Linked DNA regions of Homo sapiens: regions 2 and 3 are each linked to region 1. A link is a loop called in an ENCODE intact Hi-C map of the cell type or tissue named here. Cell type or tissue: GM12878. All regions are shown on one strand.

Region 1 (8,000 bases):
AGTTAGATTAATATCTACCATATTTGTAACTTTTCTATTCATGTCACATTTTTTTTTCTTGCTCTGTTGCCCAGGCTGGAATGCAGTGGCGCAATCTTGGCTCACTGCAACCTCCGCCTCCCAGCTTCAAGAAATTCTCCTGCCTCAGCCTCCCCAGTAGCTGGGACTACAGGTGTGCACCACCACGCCTGTCTAATTTTTTATATTTTTAGTAGTGATGGGGTTTTGCCATGTTGGCCAGGCTGGTCTTGAACTCCTGACCTTATGTAATCTGCTTGCCTCAGCCTCCCAAAGTGCTGAGATTACAGGCATGAGCCACAGTGCCTGGCCACGTGTTATTTCCTTTTTTTTTTTTTTTTTTTTTTTGAGACGGAGTTTCGCTCTTGTTGCCTAGGCTGGAGTACAATGGTGCGATCTTGGCTCACTGCAACCTCTACCTCCCAGGTTCAAGCGATTCTCCTGCCTCAGCCTTCCCGAGTAGCTGGGATTACAGGCATGTGCCACTACACCTGGCTAATTTTGTATTTTTAGTAGAGATGGGGTTTCTCCATGTTGGTCAGGCTGGTCTCGAAACTCCCAACCTCAGGTGATCCGTCTGCCTTGGCCTCCCAAAGTGCTGGGATTACAGGTGTGAGCCACCTCTCCTGGCCTATTTCATTTTTTATTGTGGTAAAATATACATAACATAAAATTTGTCATTTATTATTATTATTATTTTTGAGATAAGTCTTAATGCTGTTGCCCAGGTGGGAGTGCAGTGCTGTGATCTCAGCTCACTGCAACCTCTGCCTCCCGGGTTCAAGTGATTCTCCCACCTCAGCCTCCCGAGTAGCTGGGAGTAGAGGTGCAGTCCACCATGCCCGGCTAATTTTTGTATTTTTAGTAGAGATGAGGTTTCAACTATGTTGGCCAGGTTGGTCTCGAGCTCCTGACCTCAAGTAATTCACCCACCTCGGCCTCCCAAAGTGCTAGGATTACAGGTGTGAGCTACCGCGCCCGGCCCCAAAATTTGTCATTTTAACCTTTGTTTTTTTTTTTTTTTTGGACAGGGTCTTGCTCTGTAGCCCAGGCTGGAGTGCAGTGGCATGATCTTGGCTCACTGCTACCTCTGCCTCCCAGGCTTAAGGGATCTTCCAACCTCAGCCTCCTGAGTAGTTGCAACTACAGGTGCACACCACCACACCTGGCTCCTTTTTAAAGTTTTTGTAAAGCTGAGGTCTCACTATATTGCCCAGGCTTATCTGAAACTCCTGGGCTCAAGTGATCCACCTTTGTCTCCCAAAGAGTTGGGATTATAGGTATGAGCCACGATGCCTGACAAATTTTATTTTATTTTATTTTATTTTATTTTATTTTATTTTATTTTATTTTATGAGTATTGTCCTGTAGCCCGGGTTGGAATGCCTGGAGTGCAGTGGTGCAATCTCGGCTTACTGAAACCTCTGCCTCCTGGGTTCAAGAAATTCTCCCTGCCTCAGCCTCCTGAGTAGCTGTGATTACAGGCATGTGCCACCATTCCCAGCTAATTTTTGTATATTTAGTAGAGACGGGGTTTCACCATGTTGACCAGGCTGGTCTTGAACTCCTGACCTCAGGTGATCCACCCACGTTGGCCTCCCAAAGTGCTGGGAATACAGGTGTGAGCCACTGCACCCAGCCATGCCTGACAAATTTTAACAATATTTAAGTGTATAATTCAGTGGCATCATGTACACTCACAATGTTGTATAAACATCACTGCTGGACCAGGTGCGGTGGCTCACACCTGCAATCCCAGCACTTTGGGAGGCCGAGGTGGGCGTATGACAAAGTCAGGAGTTCGAGACAAGCCTGGCAAACATGGTGAAACCCTGTCTCTACTAAAAAATACAAAAATTAGCGGGGTGTGGTGGCGGGCGCCTGTAGTCCCAGCTACTTGGGAGGCTGAGGCAGGAGAATTGCTTGAACCGGGGAGGTGGAGGTTGCAGTGAGCCGAGATCGGCCACTGCACTCCAGCCTGGGCGACAGGGCGAGACTCCATCTCAAAAAACAAAACAAAACAAAACAAAAAAACACTGTTTGTCTGTAGATTTTTTCACCATCCCAGAAACTCTACCCATTAAATAACAACTCCCCATTTTTCCCTTGACTTAGTCCCTGTAAACTCTGTACTACTTTCTCTCTCTCTAATTTGGGCTATTGTAGGCAACGATATAAATGGACTCATACAATATTTGCCCTTTTGTGTCTGGCTACTTCCACTTGTAAATAACGCTGCAGCACTTCACAAGTGTTACAAGTGGTGCAGGTACCATTTATGCATTCACAATTCCTCCTTCCCATCCTTTATAACATTGCGGTTATTCAGTTCACTTATACATATGCTACAATTGCCTAATACATTGTTGCTATTAGAACTTTTATCAGTTATCTATTAGATTAATTAAATATAAGAAAAAGGATTTCATTTTACCTTCACTTATTCCTTCTTGGATCCCTCTCTGAAGAACTTCTTTTTAGCATTTCTTTTTTGTTGCTTTCTGGCCTGGTGTGGCCCTTAGGTATTTAATACTACAGTACTCTCCGAATTGTTTCTGCTTTAGTCAAGTCATGGAGCAGTGGAAACAAAATATAAAATATGTTCCAGTTCTCTGCTGTCACTCCAGAGATGACCACCAGATGGCGCCCGTTCCCACTTCCTAAGGCCTCTTGTCTTCCGCACTGTAGCCGAGACACGCACGCGGGGTACCTGCAATCCGCTGATGGCTGCCGACTGCAGGCTGGTAGTTGAGTTCGTCAGTCTCCCTCCAACCCTGCATGTGTTTAGGACTCTGTGTTTAGGACTCTGTGTTTAGGCGTCCCTTGTAGGAACCAGGGCGGCAGGCTTTCCTCGGGAGCCTGGACGCCTCAGGTCATCATATAGTGATGATGATGGGGGGCCCGCCGGTGAGAGGGATCAGAGGCTGGCGGCACACCCCTCTTAGCACTGGCAGCCATGCCATGCAGGGCCACCCCACTATCCTGCAGGGTCACACACGCACGTCCCTCTGGACCAGGGAAGCTACGCATATGGGTGCAGCTGGGGGTAATTACAGACTGTAGGAGTGGTGGGGTCTGTGGGAGCGCAAGCTCGTCTCGAAGGTATTCATATCCAAAATTGCTTAAGACGCTGTGCTGCTGGCCCGGCACGATGGCCGTAATCCCAGGATTTTGGGAGGCCTTGGCGGGAGGATCACCTGAAGTCAGGAGTTCGAGACCAGCCTGGCCAACGTGGTGAAACCCCGTCTCCACTAAAAATACAAAAATTAGCCAGGCGTGGTGGTGGGCGCCTGTAGCCCCAGCTATTCGACAGGTTGAGGCAGGGGAATCGCTTGAACCTGGGAGGCGGAGGTTGCAGTGAGCTGAGATCACGTTATTGCACTCCAGCCTGGGAGTGAGACCCCGTCTCAAAGAAAAACAAACAAACAAACGACAACAACAAAATGTGCTGGCCTCAAAACGCACATCTGTAAACTACTTACCACCTTTAAAAAGTCTGGCGCGGGATAAAGTCCAAACGCGTTAGCAAGGCCCTGGGGAGCTTCATAGCTCTTCCCACCCTCCTTTCCATCCTGTCTCCCGCCTCTCTCCAATGCACTTTATGCTGTGTCCAGACTGAACGTGCCACGCCCCTCCACGCCCTTTATCCAGGGCGTAAGCCCTTTGTCCGGAAGGCCCTTTCTCCCCGTCTTCATCTCATTCAAGATCCAGCTGACGTGTGGCCCGGACTCCCCGGTGAGCTGTGGGTACATCCCAGGCTAGCTGCTGCAGGACCGTCGCGCCGCTCAACTCCAAGGAGCACCGTTTGCTCTGGAATGTGTGAGAATGGCGCCCCCTGGTGGCCCGGGAGTTGTGCAACGCGGCTGGGCACGCAGCCAGCGCTCACTGCAACTTGTCACTCGGGTCACCCTTCTCCGAGGCCACCTCCACAGCTGGCCACCAGAAGGCACCCTTCACCTTTCCGGGGCCTCCGTATTCATAAGCGAATTGATGACTAGGGAACCGATTTATGCATGGTGGGTGGCGCTGTTGGGTCTCAAGCTTGCCTTTCTCTGCCTAGCCCCGGGACCTCCTGAACCCAGTAGAGGCCTACCTTGAGGTGTATTTCTGCCCCTCTCTCCCCCATAGCTGCTCCTGAATACTCCTCAGCCACAATTTCTTCCCAGGTGGACAATATGGGCTCAAGAAATTGCTCCCTGAGTCATCAGATCCTCTCATGATGCTTAAGCTTTAATACAACATCCCTGCATGCCCCACTTGCCTAGACCTGCCCTGGATCATCAGTCTGTGCCCTCTTGGCTTGGGGAGGCCAAGAATGGGGCCTGCCTGTGTGTGGGCCAGGCAGACAGCCTCCTAGAGAGGTGACTTAGAGGCTCTGGAAGGCTCCCTCGGCTCCCTAAACCTGTGGGCAGGTGGAGAGGACCCAGCGCTGAACATCTCCCAGAAGAGATGGGAACAGCTAGTGGCTGAAGGGACATGCATCATATTCTCAGTAGCGCCTTTAGAATTTCTAAAAAAGAAGAGGCTCAAAGGCAGCAATCTGGTTATGTTATGGGTGGAGGGTGTCCAGGTTCTTGGCAGTTTGAACAAAGGATTGGACAAAATGCACAAACAAAGCAAGGAAGGAATGAAGCAACAAAAGCAAAAATTTATTGAAAACGAGAGTACACTCCACAGGGTGCGAACAGACCAAGCATAGGATTTTCTGGGGTTTAAATACCCTCTAGAGGTTTCCCACTGGCGACTTGGTGTACACTCTAAGTAAAAGAAATAGTGGCCCACTATCAGTCTGATTGGTTGCAGAAATTAACCAATCAGAGGCTGAAGTGAAGTTACAAAGTAACTTACACCTTTGTAAGTGTCTGATTGGTTGTGGAAAGCAACCAATCAGAGGCTGAAGTGAAGTTACAAAGTTACACTCCTATGCAAATATCTGGTTGCAGAAATCAACCAATCAGAGATACTTTCAATTTTCCGTCGGCCCCACAGAAAAGGGGGGTGGGGTTTGCAAAGGGAGTAGCCTCCAGTCCTTTTGTTACTTAGGTGTGGAAAGTTGGGGTTTTCCTTTTGATTTAGTTCTAGAAAGTCAGCGTGAATCGGCCTTAGGTTCCCTGCCTCCAGACCCTATTTTTCTGCTTCAGTCAGGAGGGGGTGGTCTGGGGATGTGGGGGGCAACTATGGGTTTGCCTTGAAACTCTATATGCCTTGTAAGGATGAAGCGTTTGCAGCTTAATTAAAACAGAAACATTTCCAGAGATGCCTTTATTCATGTTTATATGAGGATATTATAAGTGCTTATTTTATTTAAGAGGTTGATGAAGATTATAGTGGGGAAAAGCATCCCTTGGTACAGTTCAGGTCCTGGTGACAGGTTTGTTCACGAGCAGTGTTGGTGGTAAGGAAACTCTGATGGGTTTTAGCATTTTAGTGGGCTAATCCAGGAAGGAATGGGCTGCACCGGGATTACGTGGGTTGACCCCAGGGGAAGAGAATGAGAGGAAGTGTCAAGACAAAGGGAGAGAGGTTTGGGAAACTCCCCAGGACTGGGAGGAGCCAGAAGCCTGCAGTTTCCTCAAGGACCTGAGACTCTCACCCACTCTCTGTGTTCAGGGAAGTAGCCTCCCCTGTAGGAGCACTGATGTGGTAGATATAGTTAATAGTGGGGTGCAGGACCAGATTGAATTTCTTTTTTTTTTTTTTTTTAGACAGGGTCTCACTCTATTGCCCAGGCCTGGAGTGCAGTGGCTTGATCTTGGCTCACTGTAACTCCTGCCTCCCAGGTTCAAGTGACTCCCCTGCCTCAGCCTCCTGAGTAGCTGGGATTGCAGGTGTGTGTTACCACACCCAGCTGCTTTTTTTTTTTTTTTTTTGAGACGGAGTCTCACTCTGTCGCCCAGAGTGCAGTGGTGCGATCTTGGCTTACCACAACCTCCACCTCCCAGGTTCAAGTGATTCTCCTGCCTCAGCCTCCCAAGTAGCTGAGACTACGGGCGCACACCACCATGCCTGGCTAATTTTTGTATTTTTAGTTGAAACGGGGTTTCACCATGTTGGCCAGGATGGTCTTGATCTCCTGACCTCGTGGTCCTCCCACCTCGGCCTCCCAAAGTGCTGGGATTACAGGCGTGAGCCACAGCGCCCGGCCTAGGAAATGAATTCTATACAGAATAATCAGAGTGGTTCCTGTGCCCTTTGGCTGCTTGTGCAGTTAAGCACATTTATCATGACTATTATAAATTATTTCCTTTTAATTATAGCCAAGTTAATCATACACAAAATTTTTTATAGCTTTTCTTTTTATGAACCTTATCATGATTTACACAGACAATTTACAACATGCTTGAACTTTTTGTTTTGTCATAAATTTCCCTCTTTCTTAAATAAACAGTCATTTTACTGTAGGACAAAAATTTACCACATAAGATTATTTCTCATACAAAATTATTCTCTTTTCTTCTTAATCTTTGTTACCAAAAATACATCTTTACATCTGTGACTCTCTTTACATCTCTTTCACCTATTTACTAGTTTCTTTTTACCTTCTTTCATAAATAGGCTTTACATAATCTCTGTATTACATACAATTCTTTTTGTCAAAAGAATATAACTTTATGTCTTCCTTATATTTTTTTAAATGTGCATATTTTATACATAGAATTATATAACTAGAATCAATCCCTCCCTCCCTCCCTCCCCTCCCTCCCCTCCCTCCTTTCTTCCTTCCTTCCTTCTTTTTTTTGAGACAGGGTCTTGCTCTGTTGCCCAGGCTGAAGTGCTATGGCATGATCATGGCTCAATGAAGCCTCCAGCTCCTGGGCTCAGGTAATCCTCCTGCCTTAGCCTCCTGAGAAGCTGGGATTACAGGTGCCCGCCACCACACCCAGCTAATTCTTTGTATTTTCAGTAGAGACAGGTTTTCACCATGTTGGCCAGGCTAGTCTCGAACCCCTGACCTCCCACCTTGATCCACCCACTTTGGCCTCCCAAAGTGCTGGGATTGCAGGTGTAAGCCACCAAGCCTGGCCTAAGAATAAATTTATTATGAGTAGACTCATGCAATTATGGAGGCTGAGGAGTCCCACAATCTGCTTTCGACAAGCTGGAGACCCAGGAAAGCCTGGGCTATAATTCAGTCTGGGTCCAGAGACCTGAGAACCAGAGGAAATGATGATATGAATCTCAGTTTTGAGGCGGCAGAAGATAAAAGATGTCCCAGTTCAAGCAATGAGGCCGCATAAATACTGGGGAGGGCAATCTACTGGGCCCACCAGTTCAAATGCAATTCTCATCCAGAAACACCCTCACAAATATACTCAGAAACAACGTTTAATCTGGGTCCACTCAAATTGACCATAAAATTAACCATCACAGGCTCATACCAAGATGAGCATATTTTGGCTGGGTGCAGTGGCTCACTCCTATAATCCAGCACTTTGGGAGGCCGAGGCGGGTGGAGCACCTGAGGTTGGGCATTCAAGACCAGCCTGACCAACATGGAGAAACCCTGTCTCTACTAACAATACAAAATTAGCCAGTCTTGGTGGCACATGCCTGTAATCCCAGCTACTTGGGAGGCTGAGACAGGAGAATTGTTTGAACCGGGAGGTGGAGGTTGTGGTGAGCTGAGATCGCACCATTCCACTCCAGCCTGGGCAATGAGCGAAACTCCATCTCAAAAATAAAAAATAAATAAAAATAAAGATGAGCATATTTTGCTTTACCAGTTAATATGCTGAATTATGACAACAGATTTCCTAGTATTGAAATTTTATTGCATCCTTGGAATAAACCTTATTTGGCCATGTTTTGTTATTGTAATATACTTTTTTGATTAAATTTACTAGTATTTTATTTAGAAGTTTGCAACAATATTCACAGTAGATTTTGTTTTCAGGATCATATTTGCTTTGTAAATGTTTTGGAAGGCATGTTAGAGTGCTCCAGAGAGAAAGAGCCAATAGGATATGTATATATACAGTTGG
Region 2 (8,000 bases), 56 kb after region 1:
CTTATTTCTAGACCAGTAATAGTTGAAAAGGCAACAATAAATAAATAATAAAATGAAAATGGATGCATACTGAACAGACTGCTTCTGAAGAGAAATGCAGGTATTTTGAGGTAGGATGGGGACCTTAGGCAGATTAAGTGTATTGGATAAAAACAAACCAAAACCAAACCAAAACGAACCCCACCCCTCCATTATCCTGCAGTATGGGTTTGATTTTCCTGGGAATATATTTGTTTAACATGATGGTGTCCTGATAGATGACAATGAATCAGGTGTCCATGGGTTTAATAATAACATTTCAGCTTGTTTGCTGTGTCTCCCAGTTGGAAACTATGTAGAAGTTCTTGGGTAGACTGCCTGGACATTGTGCAATTAGATCTCTTATATAGGTCAGTGGTCCCCAGACATTTCATGAACCAGACCTCTAAATGAACAAATAAACTAAAATTACTCTTCGAAGGCTGCCTCTACCTATTTGTAGGTAATAATTCTTACCTGTTTACAATTAACCAAAGACATAACTGTCAATCTCAACTTTTGATTAGCATCTATTTTAGTTACCCAGTGTCTTCTACCCTTTTGATCTAATTCTAACCAACAGTGAGACATTTGATTGCTTAATTCGCCTTAGCAGGCGTTCTTGGTAGATGTACAGTTTCCATTTCGTTTTTGAAGTATTTAAATAACCTCAGGGGCCCTTATTACTGCATAAGAGGATGCCTAGGGGATGGGGACCCTGTACGTGATTCATCTGTTAATATTACTTCAACAATCAATGGTTTTTAATTTTTTTTTTTCTTTTTTGAGACAGCATCTTGCTCTGTTGCCCAGGCTGGAGTGCAGTGGCGGGATCTTGGCTCACTGAAACCTCTGCCTCCCGGTTCAAGCGATTCTCCTGCCTCAGCCTCCTAAGTAGAGTAGCTGGGACTACAGGCGCTTGCCACCATGTCCGGCTAATTTTTGTCTTTTTAGTAGAGGTGGAGTTTCATCATGTTGGACAGGCTTGAACTCCTGACCTCAAGTGATCCACCCTCCTCGGCCTCCCAAAGTGCTGGGATTATAGGCGTCAGCAACTGCGCTCGGCCTAAATTTTTTTTTTTTTTTTTTTTGAGATGAAGTCTCGCTCTGTCCCCTAGGCTGGAGTGCAGTGGCGCTATCTCTGCTCACTGCAACCTCCACCTCCTAGGTTCAAGCAATTCTCCTGCCTCAGCCTCCCAAATAGCTGGGACTACAGGCGCAGGCCACCACACCTGGCTAATTTTTTGTATTTTAGTAGAGACACGGTTTCACCATGTTGCCCAGGCTGATCGCGAACTCCTGAGCTCAGGCAATCCCCCCGCCTCGGCCTCCCGAAGTGCTGGAATTACAGGCGTGAGCTACTATGCCTGGCCAATAAGGTGCCTTTCAGTAGAAGCACACATAAAACAAGGCTATGTATTGATCAATTGATGAAAATGTTATGAACAAGAACTTAACCCTATGTTTCCCCTAGGAACAACAGTTTAGTATTTGCTAATTTTGTGGCAACTTTATAAAATATAACTACCATGAATAATAAGAATTGCCTGTAGATAGAAACTTCATGATCCAAGGGAAGCATGTTACTTAAAAGGCTGAAGTCAAATACTTTAGTAAAGGGAATATGTTCCAAATATTTCTTTCTCCCTCCCTTCTTCCCTCCCTCCCTCTAGTCCTTCCTTCTCTCTCTCTTTCTTTCTTTTTCTGAGACAAAGTCTCATTCTGTTGCCCAGGCTGAAGCACAGTGGTGCAATCTGCAGACTCAACCTGATGGGCTCAAGCAATCCTCCCACCTCAGCCTCTTGAGTAGCTGGGACTACAGGCATGCACCACCATGCCCGACTAATTTTGGTATTTTTTGTAGAGATGGGGCTTTGCTGTGTTGCCCAGGCTGGTCTCAAACTCCTGAGCTCAAGTGATCTGCCTGCCTCAGCCTCTAAAGTACTGGGATTACAGGTGTGAGTCACCATGCCTGGCCGAAATATATATAGTCTTTCTATAACCCTAGATTTTCACATTTCCGGCTTTCTTAATACATTGTTCTTGTCACTGGTATGTCTGCCATTTACACCTAATTCCTTGAGCACTGCACTTCTTTGTACAGTGCCTCTTAATAAGCAGATATGTTATAAATGCCAGTTGTTGAGGATGAGAGACACTCAGGGGCCAGGAGTGAAATGGCCTGGCTTCAGACGAACATGCACCGCTGCTCAGCATGTGCAACTGCTTGGAGAGAATCCATCCAGCAGAGATCATCCAGATCTCTGTGATTGAAACTGAAGGCTTTGTGAGAGAAATAAGTGTGATCCACGTCCTAAAGGGACAAGAGCAAACTGTAAAATCATAGGCTCATTAGGACCCTAGTTTCAACCTTGGCGGTACATTGGGGTCACCAGGGGAGCTTTAAAAGTAGCATCTCTGTGGCCGGAGCAATGGCTCACGCCTGTAATTCCAGCACTTTGGGAGGCTGAGGTGGGCGGATCACAAGGTCAGGAGTTTGAGACCAGCCTGGCCAATATGGTGAAACCCCGTCTCTACTAAAAATACAAAAATTAGCTGGGCGTGGTGGCGAGTGCCAGTAGTCCCAGCTACTCAGGAGGCTGAGGCAGGAGAATTGCTTGAATCCGGGAGGCTGAGGTTGCAGTGAAGTGAGCCAGGATTGCGCCATTGCACTCCAGCCTGGGCAACAGAGTGAGACTCCTTCTCAAAAAAAAAAAAAAGTAGCATTTCTGAGTTCCACCTCCAGAGATTCTGATGTGATTGGTCTGGGGTGGGACCCAGGCATTGGACTTTCAAAAGCTTTGGGGGTGATTCCAGTGCATAGCTAGAGTTGAAGCCTCTGCCTTTGGGGATGTTGGTTTTGAGATCTGAAAGAGCAGGGATCATCAGGTCTGCCTGGGAGACAGTGGGCTTCTCAGGTGTCTCTTAGATGGTATCAGGTATATCCTTGGAGGCCCCTGAGACTCACTTCTTTAACTCTTGCCCAGTTCATTGCTAGGGCAGGCATGGCACAATCTCAAAACTGGTGACTGCTATTGCTTTCTCATCTTGGAATCAACATTTTGATTGAAAAGGGGGTCCCATCCCCTTTTGATTGAAAAGCTGAGTCTCATCCCAGACCAATCAGATCAGAATGTCTGGAGGTAGGACTCAGAGATGCTTCTTTTAAAGCTCCGCTGGTGATCCCAACATACAGCCAAGGTTGAAACTAGAGTCCTAATGAGCCCCTGATTTCATAATTTGCTCCTGTCTATTTAGGGCAATGGATTGTCCTGGCAGGTGAATCTACACGGACTCAAAAGTCTAAATTCTACTTTGATATCTTTTCTCTTGAAATGTGACTGATTCATTTCCTCTCACAGGTTCCTGACCATGCCTCTCCCCCATATTATACCTTGATGTTACCTCTTTTCTTTTCAGCAAAGCGAGCTGAATTCCTTCTTGTGGACCATTAAGCGAGACCCACCATCTTACTTCTTTGGCACAATCCATGTCCCGTACACCCGAGTTTGGGACTTCATCCCCGACAACTCTAAGGAGGCTTTCCTGCAGAGCAGCATTGTGTACTTTGAGTTGGATCTCACAGACCCCTATACCATCTCAGCTCTCACCAGCTGTCAGATGCTGCCACAGGGCGAGAACCTCCAAGATGTGCTCCCCAGGGACATCTACTGCCGCCTCAAGCGCCACCTGGAGTATGTCAAGCTCATGATGCCCTTGTGGATGACCCCAGACCAGCGCGGCAAGGGGCTCTACGCAGACTACCTCTTCAATGCTATTGCCGGAAACTGGGAGCGCAAGAGGCCTGTCTGGGTGATGCTCATGGTCAACTCCCTGACTGAAGTGGACATTAAGTCCCGTGGAGTGCCTGTCTTAGACCTGTTCCTTGCCCAGGAGGCTGAGCGGCTGAGGAAACAGACTGGGGCAGTGGAAAAGGTGGAAGAGCAGTGCCATCCATTGAATGGGTTGAACTTTTCACAGGTAAGACTCTCTTTGCATAAAAGACTTAGTGGCATTTGGTTGTATGGGTGAATCTGTTGAGTTTCAGGGCAGGTGATGGATCACGGGCACAGCTTGTCTAGAAATTGTCTTTGCTTAAAAATGCTTTTCCGGGGGTTAAAAAAAAAGCCAAGTGGTCAGTTATATCACTTATTTGAGTATTGCCAAGAAAAAAAACTTGTTTTTTTCTTATCATTCCAACAAATACTGTGTACTTTTTTTTTTTTTTTTTTGGGACAGAGTCATTCCACCCAGGCTGGAGTGCAGTGGTGCGATCTCAGTTCACTGCAACCTCTGCCCTCTGGGTTCAAGCATTTCTCCTGTCTCAGCCTCCCTAGTAGCTGGGATTACAGGTGTGTGCTACCACGCCCGACTACTTTTTGTATTTTTAGTAGAGACGAGGTTTTGCCATGTTGCCAGGCTGGTCTCGAACTCCTGACCTCAAGTGATCTGCCTGCCTCGGCCTCCCAAAGTGCTGGGATTACAGGTGTGAGCCACTGTGCCTGGCCCATACTGTGTGCTTTTAAAATGCATCTTAGTTCAGATCCTTCATTAAAAAGCTGCTTTGAGACGTTGTGGACATGTGGATGCCACACTGGTTGTCACAGGGCATGGCCTGGTTTGAAAATATACTGGCCATTGCTACTTTAGGAGACAGCAGTCTCTTTGAGGTCACTACTGTCCCTCTTTAGGACACTGCCCCAGGACAGTTCCTTTCCTAGGCAGAGTTATGCTCTTCTTACCCCTGGTTTAAGGATCCTACCCCAGGGCATTGGAATTTAATTTGATGTTCAAGAAGTTGGTTCTTCAATTCTCATAAGTAATACTTGATTAAAGTGCCATGGTTTAGTTGTTTCCATAAAAGTTGTTTAAAGTGCATTAGACACTTCTGGAGACCAATGGGAGTCTTGCAATATGAAATAAAGTGTTCTTGTTTTGTAAATGTTCTCATTGGGTCACGTTGAGGTTTTGTTCCTCAGAATTTGAGATTACTGTTAATCCAAATAGCTCAGCCTTAGCAGATCTTGACATACTGAACTAAGGTTGTTATTTAAAAGGTGTAAGGACATGTAACAATCTAAAAATAATGTTCCTGAGTTGATAATGATATCTTTAGGGAATTTATCTTGCTAAAATTCTATAATATTAATAAGTAATCCGATGCTATTCTATATGCTATAGTATTTGTTTGGCACACTAAGATTTATAGATAAGATAAGGGATCATTAATTGTCTGCATTGATCTCCTGGGAAAGATTTTCTTGCATTATTATGGAAACCCAAAGAGCCAATGTTATAACCTTTTCAATGTCTGCATTTAATATAATATTTTGAAAAAGAAAGGTGCTTTGATTTGAAGGCTTATTGATTTTGACGGAATGAATTTGAAATTGGTGAGCATTTTAACCTGAGCCAAAGCCTTCTTTCATACTCCCAATTGGGGAAAAAAAGCTTGGAAGTAAAATATTAGCTCAAGCAAGGTATCTTTGAAGGAAGGTGTGCAACACTGTCTCTTTTTTCCTTTCTTTCTTTTTTTCTTATACTTTAAGTTCTAGGGTACATGTGCACAACGTGCAGGTTTGTTACATATATATACATGCGCCATATTGGTGTGCTGCACCCATTAGTTAATTAGTTAATGTTAATTAGTTAACTAGTTAATTAACTAATTAACTAGTTAACTAATTAACTAATTAGTTAATTAGTTAATAGCTGCACCATTAGTTAATGGGGGAGGATAATGCTATCCCTCCCCCCTCCCCCTACCCCATGACAGGCCCTGGTGTGTGATGTTCCCCTTCCTGTGTCCAAGTGTTCTCATTGTTCAATTCCCACCTGTGAATGAGAACATGCGGTGTTTGGTTTTTTGTCCTTGCGATAGTTTGCTGAGAATGATGGTTTCCAGCTTCATCCATGTCCCTACAAAGGACATGAACTCATCCTTTTTTATGGCTGCATAGTATTCCAAGGCGTATATGTGCCCCATTTTCTTAATCCAGTCTATCATTGATGGACAATTTCGGTTGGTTCCAAGTCTTTGCTATTGTGGATAGTGCCACAATAAACATGTGTATGCATGTGCCTTTATAGCAGCATGATTTATAATCCTTTGGGTATATAACCAGTAATGGCATGGCTGGGCCAAATGGTATTTCTAGTTCTAGATCCTTGAGGAATTGCCACACTGTCTTCCACAATGGTTGAACTAGTTTACAGTCCCACCAACAGTGTAAAAGCGTTCCTATTTCTCCACATCCTCTCCAGTACCTGTTGTTTCCTGACTTTTTAATGATTGCCATTCTAACTGGTGTGAGATGATATCTCATTGTGGTTTTGATTTGCATTTCTCTGATGGCCAGTGATGATGAGCATTTGTTCATGTGTCTGTTGGCTGCCAAAATGTCTTCTTTGAGAAGTGTCTGTTCATATCCTTTGCCCACTTTGTGATGGGGTTGTTTGTTTTTTTCTTGTAAATTTGTTTGAGTTCTTTGTAGATTCTGGATATTAGCCCTTTGTCAGATAAGTAGATTGCAAAAATTTTCTCCCATTCTGTAGGCTGCCTGTTCACTCTGATGGTAGTTTCTTTTGCTGTGCAGAAGCTCTTTAGTTTAATTAGATCCCATTTGTCAATTTTGGCTTTTGTTGCCATTGCTTTTGGTGTTTTAGTCATGAAGTCCTTGCCCATGCCTATGTCCTGAATGGTATTGCCTAGGTTTGCTTGTAGGGTTTTTATGGTTTTAGGTCTAACATTTAAGTCTTTAATCCATCTTGAATTAATTTTTGTATAAGGTGTAAGTAAGGGATCCAGTTTCAGCTTTCTACATATGGCTAGCCAGCAACACTGTCTCTTAAGATAACATATTTCAGAGATATTTTAGAGCACTATAATTATAGACTACAGTGTCATGTTGATTTTATAACACATTCTTAGGGTTTGTGTAGGTGTTTAAGATGTATAAACTAAATTTCTTATAAGACCTTGAGGTTAAGCTAGCAAGGTAGAGTTGTTTAAATTCAGGAGGAAAACGACTTGTTCTTAAAAGTCTTTTTTTCATGTAACTTCCCCATGTTTCATTTCTAGAGATAAACAGTAAAATACTCACAACCTGAGTATACAGCCCAATGACTTTTTTTTTTTGAGACAGAGTCTCACTCTGTTGCCCAGGCTGAAGTGTAATGGCACGATCTCAGCTCACTGCAGCCTCTGCCTCCCAGGTTGAAGTCATCCTCCTGTCTGGGATTACAGGCACCCGCCACCACGCCTGGCTAATTTTTATATTTTTAGTAGAGATGGAGTTTCACCATGTTGGCCAGGCTAGTCTTGAACTTCTGGCCTCAAGCGATCTTCCTGCCTCAGTCTCCCAAAGTGCTGCGATTACAGGCGTGAGCCGCCACACCTGGCCTCAGTGTATGACTTTCAACCATCACTTAACTTCTCTAAACTTTAGTTTTCTCATCTTTCCAATGGGGATAATAATACTTGCCCTACCATCCTGTTGTCAGAAGCAAAAAAAAAAAAAAAAGCAGGAAATTGGAAAGCACTTCATAAATAAGATATAAGCAGAAGGGAGTGAACATACAGTGCCTACCATGAGACAGTCCTCACTGATAATTTTATATTTAACTCTCAAACTTCTCAAGATGAGTGGTATCATTGATTTTGCAAAGGGAAATTGTTTTTCTTCTTGGTTTCCTATAGACAAAGATTTTTTTTCAAAGAAGTTAAAGGAAAAGAGGACAGAAGCATAAAACAGAAGGGCTAGCAGAGGTTGCAAATAAGAGGCATATGGGCTGAATCCGACTTGCAGTTCTGTTTTATGTGGTTAGCATGATTTTTTTTCTTTTTTAATGACTAAGTTGACAATATTTAAAAATTGAGAAATACCATATGGAGAACAGCCTGGATTCTCTTGGGCCATGCTCCCACATAGCAGCAGTTGGCTGGACTGAGCACTGGCCGCCCCCTTTAGATGTGGCCAATA
Region 3 (8,000 bases), 110 kb after region 1:
GCAGGCGTAGGCGGGCAAAAACTCCCAAATCCCCTCGCTGCTATGTTCGATTCTCCTAATGAGATACACTCATGGGATATTTGGAAAACAAAAGTGGGCAGAGGGAATTTTTCTTGAGCAGGGGGCGTGGTTATGTGCAGGCTTCAGCAGACACAAGTTTGTGCAGTAGCCAGTCTCTGCAGCCCCCTCTATTCCCCTGCTTCAGCGTGAAGTAGCTGTGAGGTTGGCATAATTTTTCCTTCAGGGTTCCCACCTTGGAGTACAGATGCTGTGATGCCTGATATCAACTCTTTGACTTCTGCAGTGGCAGCCATTCCTGTGCCCATGTTAGTACCTATTTCTGCTTGAAACACCAAGAGTAGTTTCTGATTTGTGCACTGATTTCTGGTAAAAGTGGTGTTCCCTGCTTCTCTGCGACTTGAGTCTGCTCTTAACTTCGATAGGTATGGGGATGAAGTGGGGAGGCAGAGATAAACTGGGAGGGTAGGATCACTGTGGCTGACTCTGTTCCTCCAATTCTTTGTAAGAGGGTGGTATGGCTCCTACCAAGGGCTCAATCCTAGCTGGGTGATTTCCTTGTTTCTTGGGTCACATTATGGCCGAGGAAGCAGGCAGACCATTATTGGCAGGACTGACACAAGATGGTTTGTCACAGTGGCTGCTCCATTTGAGAACTGACCCACCAACCTCTGCTTTTGAGGTGGCAGAGGCTCAAATGCACCTGGCTGGGACTTGGTTAGTTTTCACACAGATTCATCCTAAAGTGGAAGGGGAAAATCCTCCGTACTTGGGCAGGATTGGCCTGCCCTTTTGTGAAAGCACAGGCTCTTCCAAGGATTGTGATGAAGCCCCACAGAACAGGGAACTGACATCATAGGCCAACTTCTTCTTATCCTGCTCATTTGCTCTACCAGTTGTGCTCACTGCATCAACCTCCCATGCACTGGACTCTGAGAGCCTTCATCTTGTCTAGAAATGGAAGCACCTGGGGCCTTTCATATCAGGGTGAAGAGGAAAGGAGCCTGTGAGGGGAAGCGAGTGCTGAGTCCTTACTCTTCCTGGGGGTCCCAGAAAGTAACTGATGGGAAGCTGCCTCTCACTTAGGGTGGGGGAGCAGGCTTAACAGGTGGGTTGTTGAACCCACTGCTTCTACAGCAGAGCTTGGATTGCCAACAGAAAGAACTCAAACACTTTATTTTAAGGTCATAAGAGAAATAAAAGTCACAATACGTTTAAGTCAAATCAGAATTAACACCGTTTTGCTCACATATAAATTATTCAAACCTTTTGCTCCCATTAGGAAAGATCTCTGGCCTGGTTCTTTTTCAGGGCTGAGGTGGCACCTTTTCATTCGCTCAGCTGGCAGAGCAAAGCTGATCCCTTGGCAATCCAGTAGTCTTTGGACCGCTTGGAGGGTAACAGGACGGTTACCACAAAATTGGTTGAATGTCCTAATTAAGGATATAGGAAAAAAAGGTTGTTACTTAAGAGAATAACTTCCTCATACAAAGAGAGAGGCTACAAAGAGTCAAGACATCTGGGTTCCAGGCCTGACTTGCCCCTAAAGATGCTGGACAAATAGTCCTTTATGGGTCTGTTTTATGCTCTATAAAATGAAGATTTTAGAACAAATAATTCTTTAGGACTTGTCCAGCTTAGACTTCATAGAATTTTTTTTTTCGAGACAGGGTCTCACTCTATCACCCAGGCTGGAAGTGTAGTGGCGTGATCTCAGCTTGCTGCAACCTCTGCCCTCCTGGGTTCAAGTGATTCTCCTACCTCAGCCTCTTGAGTAGCTGGGACTATAGGTGCGTACCACCATGCCTGGCTAATTTTTGTATTTTTAGTAGAGGCGGGGTTTCACCAGTTGGCTAGGCTGGTCTCAAACTCTTGGCCTCAAATGATCCGCTTGCCTTGGCCTCCCAAAGTGCTGGGATTACAGGCATGAGCCACTGCACCCAGCCTAATAATTTCTTAATAACCAGGATTCAAATGAGTTTCATATCTTGCAACAGTGATGTGTCTCTTAAATCTTTCAATTGGTAGGTTTCCCTCTGCTTCTTTTGCCGCCCCCTTGTAATATATTTGTTGAAACAACCAGACTGTTTGTCCTGTTAAGTTTCCCAGAATCTGGATTTTATGACAGCACTGCTGTGGTGATTTTAAATATATTCCTCTCTTCCTGTAAGGGGTGGTTAGATCTAGAGGCGTGACTACATTCAGGTTTGAGGTTTTTTTTCCCTTTTTTTTTTTTTTTTTTTTTTTTTTTTTGAGATAGGGTCTCATTCTTTTGCCCAGGCTGGAGTGCAGTGGTTTGATTATGGCTAACTGCAGACTTGAACTGGACTCAAGCGATCCTCCTGCCTCAGTCTCCCAAGCGGCTGGGACTACAGGCGTGTGCACCACACCTTGCTAATTTTTGTATTTTTTGTAGAGACGGGGTCTCGTCATCTTGCCCAGGCTGGCAGGTTTGAGTTTTATGGCAAGAATAATTCTTAGGTAGTAGGTACTTCTATCAGGAAGCACATTATGTCTGATTGTCTTTCTTTTTTGGGATATTAGTGGCCATTGATGACTACTACATAGGACTACCCCTCTTTTAAATAGCTGAAAAAGAGTTTCTTTTGATCCTTGTACAAGATGGGGTTTCTGTCACAGTTTCAGATAATGTTAGTTTGTTGGTCCCCTCTCCTTACTGATTTGTAAGAATTCTTTATGCCAGGCTTCTATAGTTTGGATGTTTGATCCCTCCAAATCTCATGTTGAAATTTGATCCCCAATGTTGGAGATGGGGCTTAATGGAAGGTGTTTGGCTGATGGGGGTCAGATCCCTGATGAGTAGATTAATACTCCTTGGAATGGGGGGTGAGCTGTCACTTTATTAGTTCTTGCGAGAGCTGCTTGTTAAAGAGTCTGGCGCCTCCCTCCCATCTTGCCTACTTCCTCTCTTGCCATGGGACCTCTAAACACCAGCTCCCTTTTGTCTTCTGCTATGAGTGGAAGCATCCTGAGGCTCTCACCAGAAGCAGATGCTGGCACCAGCCTGCAGAACCATGAGCCAAATAAACTTTTCTTTAAAGTTACTCAGCCTCAGGTATTCCTTTATAGCAACACAAACACAAACAAAGACAGTTGGATTTTTTTTTTTTAATTGAGATGGGGGTTTCACTATGTTGCCCAGGCTGGTGTTGAACTCTTGGGCTCAAGTGATCCTCCCACCTTAGCCTCCTGAGTAGCTGGGACTACAGACACATGATACCACACCTGGCTAGACAGCTGGATTGTTTTCAAAATAGAAGGTCAGTGATGATTAATTTAGCGCCTCTGTATGTTCAAAACTGTCTTTATTCACTTCCCTTTTGAAAGATGGTTTGGTTGTGTTTTGAATTCTGGTTCAAAGGTATTTTCCCTCAACCCTTTGAAGGTGATTCTCCATTATCTTTTTATATGCACGGTGGATAATGGGAGTTGACTGATATCAATCTGATTCTCATTCTCTGGGATTTCAGTTCCAGCATATATTATACATTGTCTCTTCTCTTTGGTTATTTTGAGCATTTTTTTTTTTTGGTCTCTGACAGTCTTAAGTATCACTTTGGTATATCTAGGTTTCTTTGAAGATTTGATTACTTGTAGGTTGCTAAAAATCATTCCTTCCACTTTGTGAGACCTCACAATCTAATGATTCAAGTGTTTCTTTAGTTTTGGGAAATTACCAGCCATTATTTTTTCAAACATTCTCTCTCCTCCATTCTTTATTTTCTCCTTTCAGGTTACCTAGAAAACAAGAAAAATGTTGCAATTTCTGGCTCCTTCCACAGGGTCACTTCTTTCCCCTCTCACTGTGCTGTATTCAAGGCGATTTTCCCAGTTCATTCTCTCTTCTCATTCTTCAGCTGTCCCTTGGTGTATCTGTTGAGGTGGCTTTCTTTCTGTCTGGTTTCTTTTTTCAGGGCTGTATCTCAGTTTCAGATGCACTCAGAGTTTTGCATCAGGGCTGTCCATTTATTCATTTGTTTATTTACTTATTTATGATGGAGTTTTCGCTCTTGTTACCTAGGCTGGAGTGCAGTGGCCCAATGTTGGCTCACTGCAACCTCCGCCTCCCAGGTTCAAGTGATTCTCCTGCCTCAGCCTCCCAAGTAGTTGGGAATACTGGCACCCGCCACCATGCCTGGCTAATTTTTTGTATTTAGTAGAGACAGGGTTTCACTATGTTGGTCAGGCTAGTCTTGAACTCCTGACCTCAGGTGATTCATCTGCTTCGGTCTCCCAAAGTGCTGGGATTAAAGGGGTGAGCCACCTTTCCCGGCCTATTCATTTATTTTAAAATTTCTTTTATGATGAGTAAAAATGGATTTAGTGAGAAAAAAGAGATTTTCGTGTCTATTCAGGCCGCCATTTTGAAAGTGGAAGTCTCTACTTGTTAAACTCTATTTTCTACTCCTTGGATTCTAATAGAAGCAAGAATTAATTCTATAATATTAATCTATACTCAGAACAAATAGAATTTATAATTACATTTACGAATTTTGTATGTTATAGGTGGCTTCATTTTAAGTCTAGTTTATTGGCCCAAGGGAGATCTTGAGCCAATCACAGCTTAGTGTTTGGACTTTGATTGAAGATTGCATTTGGTCATTATTTGAACTAATCTTAAGAACATCCTCACCTGTGGTTGAGAGTGTTCCTGCCCGGGCTCCTGTTTTATAAAGTGGGCAGTGGTAAAGTGTTGGGCTTGGCTTATAGTTTTGTTGTGGTTCAAAATGCACCACAGGCAGCACTGGATTCATCTGTCCGGGCAATGCATCTTCTATCACCATCTCCTTATCATCCCATCGAGAAGCATCCATGAACATCCCATGAACAAGAACACCATCCTCAGGAGAGGGCAACTGAAAGATACCCACAAGTCTCAAAGTGAGATGGGGGAAAAGGGATCAGCAGGTGTGAGCCACTTCCTATGTCCCACATCCTCACCAGGTAATTCTAAAAAACACTCTATACATTGCTGTTATTATTCACATTTTAGAGAGGTCAATCCTGAGGCTCTGAGAGGCAAAAAAATGTAATAATAATGTGATGACTTTTCCCCTTTTCATGGGAGGTGGAGGAGTACTGAGATCATCGTCTGTTATTCTTAGCAAGGTTTTTCAAGGATTTGGATGCCCTCCTAGAAGACAGATTATATATCTGCAATAATATTTGCAGAGTGCCCATGGACAATTCCTTTTTGTTCTTTCTCTCTTTTTTAAAAATTATGCTTACTTTTAAATGTTTGTATTAAATAAGAAAGAGGGAGAGGGAGAGACCCTGCCCATCAGATTCCTGTGATGTGATTGGATGTCTCCACCGGTGCACACTTTTTTTTTTTTTTTTCCAATTGTGGGCATCTGAGTCATCCTTCCTCAAACCCTGAGTGGATTTGGCCATTTCTGGCCCGAGGTCTTTGGATAATTGGAGCCTCACGTCTGCAGGCAGAGGACTAAGCTGTTTGGATAATATGTAGTGCATTTTATAGTGAATAAAAGGATGGTAAACTAAATTCTTTTTAGCTGGTCTTTGCTTTTTGGTGTCCTAACCTTTCTGTTTCTTGGGTGCAGCAGGATGGGACTTCCTGTTTTTGGGCTGCACATATGTTTATGCAGGTTTGCCTGAAAACTATCCTGCTACCTACTGGGTGTCCACCAACTGGGCATCACCCAGAGGGAGCACCTTTTCCTATGCTGCGCCAAGGCGGCAAATGGGCTGACAGTGGTCTTGCCTGTTTGCAACAGAGATAAAGCTGTTTAAACACATACCCTGTGTTTAGACCAGTATATGTGCTGGTCACATGACACTGGCTGTTTCTTTCACACCACACTACTGGCCTGTCTCCTGGTCTGTTGGTGGCAGACATTTGCTAGGTGGGCCAGGAGACAGGCCAGTTAGACAGTCTGAAGTCTCCCCAGATCTCAGAGATTGTAAGGCATTGTCATGGCTCAGCGCACATGACCCAAGCAGAGACATGGTATGAACTAGGGTGGAGGGACAGAGCCCTGGTGGTCACTGTAAACTTCTGTCTGTCAGAATCAGCCTCTGTGGCAGATGGAGTGTGCTGAGCATGGACCAGGGCAGGCTGGTCCCGGAAAGCTCCGGTGGGGGCTTTTATGTGGGTGTTGCTTTACCTTCCTGGAGCCTCAAGTTTTCCTGACATGGGAAAGTTGACACTCTCTTCTTAAGACAAGAAGGATCTTAAAATAATATGAGGTGCAGACATGTTAACAATTGCTCCAGCACATGCAGCTGGTGAAAGGTAGTGTCAGAATTCAAACTCAGGCTTCTCTCGTTTTTAAACCCTTGCTTTTAACTTCTTGCTATATTGATTCTGTAAGATGAAGAAGGTTACTAAAGGTAGCTAAAAAATAAAAAAAATATTGCTTTAAAAATATTTCTATAACTTAGACTAGTTTAGGCAGTTCCCATCTGGTCATTGCTAATTGGGGAGCTTATCTTGGAGGTGTGATTACTACCCTGCCCTTCCTGCTCCTGCCAATGGGAGGTGGTGGGGGAGTGGGGCATGGAAGGTTGTCTGAAATCTTCAAAGACAGTGGGATAGAAGCTGCTTTGCCATAACAGCCAGGTGGACAATACCTCCATGTCCATGGGCAGTTCTTGTCCAAATTGCACTGTCTTGGCAGCTTCTATCACTGCAGCTTGATCCCGATAGGTGGGAATTACGCTGTATTTGAAACTCAGCTCATCTATAGGCAAATTGTATTTTCGAGCATGATTTTGAAGAGTTCCTGTAATTGTGAAAATCGGAAAGCTGCGTTCAAACAACACTGCTACTCCCCAGGCACTATTCCCCTTCATCCAAACCAGGCTGCCCTGGCATTAGAGAGCCTTCCCACCACAGAGAAGACCCAACTCTTAATACCTTCCTCTGAGTTAGTTCACAGGGTCAGGAAGCCTGCGGGTCATGTTGGGAGGTAAGGGCCCAAGGGATGGACAAGCTCTGGTCCTGGCTGGGAAGGGAGGGAAGGCCAGTGTTCAGTGCATTGCCCTGTCATGAGGGAGACAAACCAGTGAGGCAGTTTCAGAGCCCAATCTCGCTAACTTTAGGATTTTGCCCAGCTTGTTTTATATGGGCTGTTTAATAGGTATTAAGAATGAGAGAGATGAAGGGCTTGGGTAATTAGCATTGAGTTGCTCACAGGCTCTAGCCCCCTCTGAGGCTCTCTAGCCAGATTCCCCAAGAGCTGATGGAGGCACATCAAGAGAATTTCTCAGAGGGAAGGGAGCTGCTCACAGCTGGGGCCTGAGCAGGTGGACAGCAGTTGATGCCCTTGAGCGTGGGTCATATGGGGAACTGAGGCACATTCTGTGTTTGTGGAGGCAGCAGTGCCTGCACTTATGTAACCTGAGAGGGGCAGGGATTAGGTTGTTGGGGAACATCTGCTATCTCTGCCATCTTTCCTCTGCCCCCCACAAGTGAGGAAGAGCACGACCTTGTTAGATTGCCCTATGATCAATAGCCTCATTGCTAGAGCATTAGCAGCCATGTCATTTCCCCAGCACCTCAAAACCCTGTGTATGAGAAGTCATGGCCATTCCTATGGGGTTTTTCTAGAAAGCGCTGGTACCTGTTAGAAATCCTTGAGGAAAGAAGAAACCAGAGATCCAGTAGGACTTAGGCTGTCCTCTTTTGAGCCACAGCTGAAGGAGAAACATATTCATAATAAACGTTATTTCTGGGATGGAATTTGTTTTCTAAAGCAAAGTCCTATTTGGGGAGAGTTTCTCAGGAGGCAGAATCTAAAGCAGCCCTGAGTTAGTCACCACCCCCATTTCACTGCCTGCCGCATTCCCCTTCCTGTTCTGCCAGCCTGATGACTGTGGACACAGAGCCTGGTTATTGTGGGGTATGTGAGAGGGAGACAGCAGCAAAGTTATCTGGGATCTGGACTCATCTTGGTTGGTCTATACCTCACTGTGGGGTCCCATGAATTAGAGCTGAA

Evidence for each region. Peaks named below come from ENCODE experiments on the same cell type or tissue, not always from the same donor. Only the 100,000 strongest peaks of a DNase experiment are listed, where the experiment ranks them.
Region 2: it touches region 1 in a loop (5-fold over the local background); 38 of 110 quality-filtered maps call a loop at or near these places.
Region 3: a loop joins it to region 1, with 2.9 times the contacts of the local background. A loop is called at or near these places in 3 of 110 quality-filtered maps.

What each region holds. Positions count from the first base shown.
Region 1 is chr2:84,921,849-84,929,848 of GRCh38, reverse strand. No RefSeq gene overlaps it. Among named protein-coding and RNA genes, the nearest start is that of TMSB10, 20 kb to the right of the region's middle. RefSeq lists enhancers at 2,634-2,683, 3,324-3,373, 3,125-3,786, 4,721-4,770. In GM12878, CTCF peaks have their summits at 2,654 (motif pointing right) and 3,931 (motif pointing right); DNase peaks (open chromatin) are centred at 2,668, 3,878 and 4,928; H3K4me3 peaks cover 4,053 bases; H3K27ac peaks cover 3,547 bases.
Region 2 is chr2:84,866,224-84,874,223 of GRCh38, reverse strand. It overlaps TRABD2A (TraB domain containing 2A), which reads left to right. Exons shown (of 7, transcript NM_001277053.2): 2 at 3,439-3,999. Among named protein-coding and RNA genes, the nearest start is that of TRABD2A, 11 kb to the left of the region's middle. In GM12878, a CTCF peak has its summit at 3,700 (motif pointing left); no DNase peak of the experiment used is centred here.
Region 3 is chr2:84,812,756-84,820,755 of GRCh38, reverse strand. DNAH6 (dynein axonemal heavy chain 6) reads right to left here. Exons shown (of 77, transcript NM_001370.2): 74 at 7,626-7,698; 75 at 6,634-6,785; 76 at 4,673-4,895; 77 at 1,167-1,451. The coding sequence ends at 1,348. Among named protein-coding and RNA genes, the nearest start is that of TRABD2A, 64 kb to the left of the region's middle. RefSeq lists a silencer at 3,156-3,305 and an enhancer at 3,456-3,505. In GM12878, no CTCF peak of the experiment used is centred here; DNase peaks (open chromatin) are centred at 3,315 and 3,975; H3K4me3 peaks cover 394 bases; H3K27ac peaks cover 384 bases; H3K27me3 peaks cover 276 bases.